Linked DNA regions of Homo sapiens: region 2 is linked to region 1. Evidence: chromatin loops called from intact Hi-C (ENCODE). Cell type or tissue: PC-9. All regions are shown on one strand. Links, peaks and the distances in the headings refer to the core of each region. The heading gives the core; the rest is flanking DNA.

Region 1 (4,396 bases), core at 103-4,102:
GGCTGAGGTGAGCGGATCTCCTGAGGTCAGGAGAATTGCTTGAACCTGGGAGGTGGAGGTTGCAGTGGGCCGAGATCGCGCCACTGCACTCCAGCCTGGGTGGCAGAGCGAGACTCCATCTCAAAAAAAAAAAAATTATTTTAGGAATATGGGTCAACAGGTTTCTAGAACCCATATTACATTGTCCACATTCTCTTTCTATAAGCCACAAACAAAGCTGGCCTGCAAACAGCCTGATTGGTTTGCTTTTACGTTTTGATTCTTAACCTCATAAAACATTTTTCAGTGCTAAGAGGCCTGCGCTTCTTAAATCACAGGCCAACTTTTTCACATATTTCTGTGGGAGATGAAAACCCCAAGGGCAGTAGTGGAAGAGCTTGGCCCTCCCCTCATGGTGGAGCCGTCGGCTTCCAAACTGGGCTTCCAGGTTCATCGGGGGGAGCCTGTCTTTCTATCTCCAGCGGACCATGCTAGAAGCAGCCTGTGGATTCTGGGGAAGCTTTGGGGGGTGAACGTGTGTCCGTTTGGTCTTTTCCAGGAAGACAGCGACCCCCCGATCAGCGAGAGCCTGAGCATAGAGAACACGCTGTGGGCTGGCACTGTGGTCGCATCAGGTGAGGCGCCGTTTTGAGGAATGTGGTAGCAATTTGAAAAGGAAAGAAAATCCTTTTGTAATTAGAATAATCATCTGTCAGTTGGAAAAATGAGTGCTCGGTCAAATGGCATTTTCCACTTGTTCCGACACCTCCAGGGAATTAAACTGACATCTAATTGCAGCTCGGACACTTAGAGATGCCTGGAGGAGAAGCCCGCGTGGCCTGTGGACCTTTCTGCAGCGTCCATGCTGGCAGTAGCTCTAATTGCCTGTTCAGATTGACATTCTAATCTGTACCAGAGGGGGAGGCAGCCTGGATGTTCTGGCTGGAGGCTGTGTTTGTAGGGTATGTCGCGCTGGGACTGCCAGCACTGGGGCCCTAGGAAAGGGCATGGGCTTGAGCTGGAGCTTCTGTGTTTAAACACCAAGAGGAAGTGGATATTGGTGCCTTTCTTTTTCTTTTTCTCTTTTTTTTTCTTTTCTCTTTTTTTGAGACAAGGTCTTACACTGTCACCTAGGCTGGAGTACAGTGGCACAATCTTGGCTCACTGTAACCTCCGCCCCCCGGGTTCAAGCGATTCTTGTGTCTCAGTCTCCCAAGTAGCTGGGATTATAGGCCCGCACCACCACGCTGGCTAATTTTTGTATTTTTAGTAGAGATGGGGTTTCACCATGTTGGCCAGGCTGGTCTCAAACTTCTGACCTCAAGTGATCCACCCACCTCAGCCTCCCTAAGTGCTGGGATTACAGATGTGAGCCACTGCACCTGGCCCATTGGTGTCTTTCAGTGCTGGGATGACACTGATCAGGACTGCATGGGCTGAATATGACCCCCGATAGCAGTGGTTAACATCAGCGGCATGCAGCCCATGTGTCAGGCCCTGTGCTGGGTGCTTATGTGTGTTACACACTGCACTTAACCCTCCTAACGGCACCATGAGGGTAGATACTATTATTCATATTATGCTCATTCTGCAGATGACGGAACGGAGGCTGAGTGAGGTTAAGTAACTTGCTCTGAGGTCACACAGCAGGTGAAAGGCAGAGTTGGAACTTGAACCTAGGCATTTTGCTCCAGAAACAGAACTTACTGTGTAGCCATCACTTTTCTTACATTTCGTGATATCATTAACTTAATAGTATAGTTAGTATTATAATTCTACTGCTGGTGACTTTCTGTCTTTACTATTAGATGAATCAATTTTTTCCTCTCTTCAAACATAGTATTCTCCACTCCCCACCATCAAGCCGTTTTACTCTGCTGGTTGCTTCTCTCTTTCATTCATTCATTCATTCATTCATTCATTTTTTTTTTTTTTGAGACAGGGTCTCATTCTGTTGCCCAGGCTGGAGTGCAGGGGTGCAATCATGGCTCACTGCAGCCTCGAACTCCTGGGCTCAAGCAGTCCTCCTGCCTCAGCCTCCCAAACAGCTGGGACTACAAGTGCATGCCACCAGGCCCAGCTAATTTTTAAATACTTTTTTAGAGATGGGGGTCTCACTCTTGCCCAGGCTGGTCTCAAACTCTCAGACTCAAGTGATCCTTCTGCTTCAGCCAAAACGCTGGGATCATAGGTGTAAACCACCTTGCCTTTTCCTTCTTTGTTGCTCTCTAGTACAGTAGTAGACACTCGATTAGGATCCTGTGTGGCAAGGAGAGGGAATGAAGCAGCACAAACTATCCCTGGAGTACCGTGTGTCACCATCCACACATGCACTACTTAATACAAATAGGCAGAGGTGCACTCTCCCTTGAGGTTTTTTCTGCTACATTTTATTTCCACTGCCTGCCTTTATTTTCATCATACTTTGGTACGTCTCTCAGTCCCCCTGATGACTAAAGAGCGAGAAATTCTGCACGGTCATGCCTGGGCCACGCCTGGGCACAGCCACCCAGGGGACGCAGCATGCAGACGTTCACATCCTGCCCCTCCTTGCCACTTTCCACCCATGTCACCTGAACCAATTTTTTCTTGCTTTCAAGTCATTTATTAACAAATAATAATTAATTACTCTTTTTATTCTTTGATAATTTGACTGAAAAATAATTATCTCATTCAGTTTGAATTTCCTAGATTACCTGGCAGGTGGTCATATTTGCATCTGTCTCTTTTGTTTCTTTGTAAGTTACTAGTTGGCTTAAAAAAAAAAAAAAAGAGTCCCTCTGTGGCCCAGGCTGGAGTGCAGTGGTACCATCTTGGCTCGCTGCAACCTCCGCCTCCCAGGTTCACGTGATTCTCCTGCCTCAGCCTCTCCAGTAGCTGGGATTACAGGCATGTGCAACCACCCCTGGCTAATTTTTGTATTTTTAGTAAAGATGGGATTTCACCATGTTGGCCAGGCTGGTCTCGAACTCCTGACCTCAGGTGATCCACCTGCCTCGGCCTCCCAAAGTGCTGGGGTTACAGGCATGAGCCACCGCACCCAGCCTACTGTTTTAATTTTGATTTAATTGCAAATATAGTTGAATGTCTTTCTACCTGTCAGCTAATTCTTAATATTCTGGTCTATCTACTTTCCTTTGTGGTTCTTCTTTTTCTCATTACTTTGTTAGAATGCTTTATAGAGGAAAGAATATCAAACTTTCACTTTTTGTGGGTTATACATATTTTTGCAGTTTTTTGTTTGTTTTTTGTTTTTGTTTGTGATGGGCTTTATTTTCTTTTACCATATAGAAATTTAAAATTTTTTATTGCCTACATTTTCTTTTTTTTTTTAATTATACTTTAAGTTCTAGGGTACATGTGCACAACGTGCAGGTTTGTTACATTTGTATACATGTGCCATGTTGGTGTGCTGCACCCATTAACTCGTCATGTACATTAGGTATATCTCCTAATGCTATCCCTCCCCACTCCCCCACGCCACGACAGGCCCCGGTGTGTGATGTTCCCCACCCTGTGTCCAAGTGTTCTTACTGTTCATTTCCCACCTATGAGTGAGAACATGCCATGTTTGGTTTTCCGTCCTTGCGATAGTTTGCTGAGAATGATGGTTTCCAGCTTCATCCATGTCCCTACAAAGGGCATGAACTCATCCTTTTTTATGGCTGCATAGAATTCTATGCATAGTATTCTATTCGTTTTCTTAATCCAGTCTATCATTGATGGACATTTGGGTTGGTTCCAAGTCTTTGCTATTGTGAATAGTGCCGCAATAAACATACGTGTGCATGTGTCTTTATAGCAGCATGATTTATAATCCTTTGGGTATATACCCAGTAATGGGATGGCTGGGTCAAATGGTATTTCTAGTTCTAGATCCTTGAGGAATCAACACACTGTCTTCCACAATGGTTTAACTAGTTTACAGTCCCACCAACAGTGTAAAAGTGTTCCTGTTTCTGCACATCCTCTCCGTCACCTGCTGTTTCCTGAGTTTTTAATGATCACCATTCTAACTGGTGTGAGATGGTATCTCATTGTGGTTTTGATTTGCATTTCTGTGATGGCCAGTGATGATGAGCATTTTTTCGTGTCTGTTTTTCTTTTCTTTTCTTTTTTCTTTTCTTTTTTTTCTGAGACTGAGTCTTGTTCTTGTTTCCCAGGCTGGAGTGCAGTGTTGTGATCTTGGCTCACTGCAACCTCCACCTTCCCAGGTTGAAGTGATTCTCCTGCCTCAGCCTCCCGAGTAGCTGGGATTATAGGGGCCCGCCAACACGCCCAGCTAACTTTTTTTGGATTTTTAGTAGAGTTGGGGTTTCATCATGTTGTCCAGGCTGGTCTCAAACTCCTGACCTCATGATCCACCCGCCTCAGTCTCTTAAAGTGCTGGGATTACAGGCGTGTGCCTATGTTTTCA
Region 2 (4,396 bases), core at 228-4,227, 56 kb after region 1:
GGCGTGAGCCACCGTGCCTGACCAGTTCATCTCCATTTTCACCCAACAAAAGACCTTTTACCTTTTCAAGGGATTTCCTTTCAGTCTCTTTTCTAAGCATATCCGAGTGTAAATATCCACACACATTTTTGTAAAATTATCACTGAACTCCATAGAAGGCTTCCTAAACTTCCTCCCTCATTGAACTATATGTATACGATGAGAATTTTTTCGTATTATTAAAATCTGATTTTAATGATTTTTAACGCATGTGCAGCGTTCTGTTGAAAGAATGTGCCACTATTTCATTCATTAACTTATTTTTTGGCTGCTTAGGCTGTTTCTCAATTTCAGTTTTTTTGTTTTGTTTTGTTTTTGTTTTTTGAGATGGAGTCTCACTCTGTCATCCAGGCTGGAGTGCAGTGGTGCAATCTCAGCTCACTGCAACCTCCGCCTCCTGGGTTCAAGTGATTCTCCTGCCTCAGCCTCCTGAGTAGCTGGGATTACAGGCACCTGCCACCACGCCTGGCTCATTTTTGCATTTTTTAGTAGAGACGGGGTTTCACCATGTTGGGCAGGCTGGTCTCGAACTCCTGACCTCAGGTGATCCACCAGCCTCGGCCCCCCAAAGTGCTGGAATTACAGGTGTGAGCCACTGCGCCTCGCTTTTTTCTTGGTTTTGACTACTAAAAATAGTGCTGTGAATGTCCATCTTGGTGAGGTTGTCTTTAATGAAATAAGTATTATTTTGCTATTTTTTTCTCATTTTCTGACCTCTTTATCTTTGGTTGGGTTGGTGGAACTGGGCCTCTGGGGCTTTTGGACTAGTTCTCCCCTTGGCACAAACCTCACCACACTCCTCTAATGTGATGGTTCTCATCCTGGGGGCATTCGAGAATGTCTGGCAACATTTGTGGTTGTCACAACCAGAGGCTGAGAGTGCTACTGGCATGTCATAGGTGGAGAGCAGGGATGCCGCTCAGCATCCTGCAATGCACAGGACAGCCCCCACCTGAGGAAGGGCCTGAGAAACCCTGTTATGATGTGTTCATATAACCCAAATGCTCTATGCAAATGACTGTCCAGTTATCTGATGTGAGGAAGTTTTAGTTCAGTTATAAAACTTCTCCTAGGCTTGGTACGGTGGCTCCTGCCTGTAATACTTTGGGAGGCCAAGGCAGGAGGATCACTTGAGCCAACGAGTTTCAGTCCAGCCTGGGCATCATTGCCAGACTCCACCTCTACTAAAAGCAAAAAAATTAGCTGGGCATGGTGGTGCACACCTGTAGTCCCAGCTACTGGGAAGGTTGAGGTCAGGAGGTCCAGGTTGAGGTCACTCGAGTCCAGGAGGTCGAGGCTGTAGTGAGTCGTGATTGTGCCATTGCGCTCTAGCCTGGGCAACACAGCAAGACCCTGTCTCAAAAAAATAAAGAAAAAGAAAAAAGAATAAGAAAAAAAAGAAAAATTCTCTTGACTTGGTTTAGTGACTGTGGACAGCCCCAGTTTGGGTCTCCCCTGTCTCTTTTTTAAACATGTGTGAGTGCACGCACAGTGCAAGATGGCACCTTCTTGCACCCACAAAGCAAGGCCATTTCCTTGTGTGAATGTCTGTCTCTTAAGAAATCAGGCAAGGTTGGAGAAGGACTCGTGTGATGTCTTTTTGCAGGAAGGTTGTGTCCCTGTTTTGTTTTTGTGGCGTACAAGATGTTCCAGTGCCTTCTCCCCCTTCCCACGTGGAGCCACGGGTTTGGATCGTGGCTGTAGATCATCGTAGCGCTGTCATTGCTGGACTAAAAGAGGCCTTTGAGCAGGTGCCAGATGCAGACCACGGTGGGAAAAGATGAGGCCCCCAAACAATGCCACACAGCCGGCCGATCTCTGTAAATTTATGGCGTAATCTTGCCATAATATGGGAACGAAATAAACTTGTGATGAACTCCGTGGGAGGAAGTGACTCATGGGAGGGGATCGTTGATGCGGTATTTATATTGGACAGAACTTCTGAACTCACTCAAGCCCTTTTCTTAGTGAGGAAGCTGGGCTGGGAGCATCATTTCCTACAGCCACATGTTGTTGAGCACCCTTTGGTTGTCGGGGGGAAGGAAAAAATAAAACCTCTGATTCTTTAATGTGCAGACCCCACAGCTCTCTTTGGCCTGCGTCAAGAGCAGGCATAGCCACAGTCTATCAGAGATAAAGTGTGCAGTTGAACGCTTTTAAACGTGGGTGCCTGTCTTGGCCTGGGGGTGCTCTTATGAGTCAGCATGTTGTTCTAAAAGATTGTTGGTGATTAAGGGGCATTTGAAAGTTATTCTAAAAGAGGAAACTCTACCACTAATCTGATTTTGGATATTTCTGTTCCATGAAAGGGCTGCATAGACAAAGTGGCCTCCAAAGGAGCCTGAAACCAAAGAACAAGGCAGGCAAATCCAGTTTGTCGTTAAAGGGTGTTTTATTGGGGGAAACTTACAGATAGAAGCGTGGTTTTTGGGGGAGCCGAACAGACAGAAGTGTAGTTTTGGGCGGCAGGAAAACAGGTGGATGTCCATACTGTTACTCCCTAGACCCAGGGCTTATACCACAGGGAAAGGGTCCGCGTGCCCCAGCAGGACAATTACGGGCACCTTCCAGGAGAGGCAAGAAAGCTGTATGTTTCATCACCTGTAATTTGTGCGATAACATCAAGGTTGACATGTTCTTATGTGAAGGACGGTGAATTAAGTAGGAATCGGGGGTGTTCATGGGACTGGGCTAATCAGAAGTCAGCATGGCGCATTTGCACCTGAGATGCAGTCACTTTTTTTTTAAGATGGAGTTTCGCTCTTGTTGCCCAGGTTGGAGAGCAATGGTGCAATCTCAGCTCATTGCAACCTCCGCCTCCCAGGTTTAAGTGATTCTCCAGCCTTGCCTCCTGAGTAGCTGGGATTACAGGCATGCACCACCACGCCCAGCTAATTTTGTAATTTTAGTAGAGACAGGGTCTCACCATGTTGGCTAGGCTGGTCTCGAACTCCTGACCTCAGGTGATCTACCTACCTGAGCCTCCCAAAGTGTTGGGACTACAGGCGTGAGCCACCACACCCAGCTTGAGATGCAGTCACTTTTGTCTCCACGGTTCCATATTCAATGAAGACTTTCCGGGCATTTATTCTGGGCTTCCTGGAGTAGCAAAATTTAGGCACAAGGTATTGATGGCCATGCTCAGTTTTCTTGCTTATCTTTACTGCCTCCCACCTCCCAGTGACGCGAATCATTGGGGGAAAATGGGGGAAGGATCTGTGGCTGCGCCGTCATTCCTCAGAGCTAGGACTTCTCAGTCTCAGCACTGTTGACTTTTAGGGCTGGAGGAGTTCCTGGTGGTGGTTGGGGGCGTCCTGTGTGATGTAGGAGGGTGAGCAGCACCCCTGGCCTCCACCCGTCAGATGCTAGTAGGACATTGCCTGCGTTGTGACACCTAGAGTGTCTCCAGACATTGCCACATGTCTCCTGGAGGGCCACATTGCCCTGTTGAGAGTACTGGGCTGAGCCTTGTTCTCTACGTACAGTATGGCTGGGGGACTTGGGAAATCACTCTCATCCCAGCAGCAGTTATACCACTGAGGGGTCCTTTCCATGTGTCAGTCTCTGTGCTACATGCTTGATTCCTGTTTTACAGATGAGAAAACTGAGGTTTAGGGAAGAGGAGTAGCTTGTCCAGCTGCACACAACTAGAAACTGGTACTTGGTCCAAGCATTTGATGCCTGTGCCATGGTGCTACCCACTACCCAGAAAATCTGGTTAGGGTGAACTGAAACTCTGGGTAATTGGATCTCTAGGCAAGTCCTTAGTTAGACTTAGGGATCTGGAATTATTCTCAGCTGAGACAGTCAGTTTGCCCCCAGGAGACATTTGCTAAAGTCTAGAGACATTCTGGTTGTCACCATGGAGGGTGTATGACTGGCATCTAGTGCGTAGGGGCCAGGGATGCTGCTCAACATTGTACAGTGCACAGGAGGGGCCCTGCAGAGCAAAGAGTTATCTGGCCCCAAATGTTCACAGTGACGAGGTTGAGACTCCCTGTTCTAGTCCTTATCTTCCCTATTCTTTCAGTGGACCACAGTTTGATGATATCTGCAGTCCCAAGTGTAAATCTAAAATCATAGCATGTGAGTCTATTCCAGTTGAAATAGTAATAACTTTCAAAACAAAGGTCTTAAATCCATTTGATCTTTCTTTCATCATTGAAAATCTTCCAAGTGCTTTGAGTTTTCCTTTTACTTTCTGTAGCCTTTGCCCCTAAATGAGGCCCCTTCTCGCTTTTCATCTTCAGCCAACTGAAAAAACATTGGTGTCTGTTAAGTGCACTTTGTACACTGTCTGTCATGGGAAGCGGGCTTTGCCGCTGAAAGAGGGTGTTCCTTTCAGTTTCTCATTCCT

The links. Hi-C counts contacts between places; a loop is a spot of excess contacts. Peaks named below come from ENCODE experiments on the same cell type or tissue, not always from the same donor. Only the 100,000 strongest peaks of a DNase experiment are listed, where the experiment ranks them.
Region 2: it touches region 1 in a loop (7-fold over the local background); 8 of 110 quality-filtered maps call a loop at or near these places.

What each region holds. Positions count from the first base shown.
Region 1 is chr20:51,685,282-51,689,677 of GRCh38, reverse strand. It overlaps ATP9A (ATPase phospholipid transporting 9A (putative)), which reads left to right. Exons shown (of 28, transcript NM_006045.3): 9 at 539-614. Among named protein-coding and RNA genes, the nearest start is that of ATP9A, 81 kb to the left of the region's middle. In PC-9, for the core only: no CTCF peak of the experiment used is centred there; a DNase peak (open chromatin) is centred at 2,387; H3K27ac peaks cover 2,078 bases.
Region 2 is chr20:51,629,091-51,633,486 of GRCh38, reverse strand. The region is part of intron 15 of ATP9A (ATPase phospholipid transporting 9A (putative)); the gene reads left to right. Among named protein-coding and RNA genes, the nearest start is that of NFATC2, 89 kb to the right of the region's middle. RefSeq lists an enhancer at 1,414-2,613. In PC-9, for the core only: no CTCF peak of the experiment used is centred there; a DNase peak (open chromatin) is centred at 1,936; H3K4me3 peaks cover 1,108 bases; H3K27ac peaks cover 3,284 bases.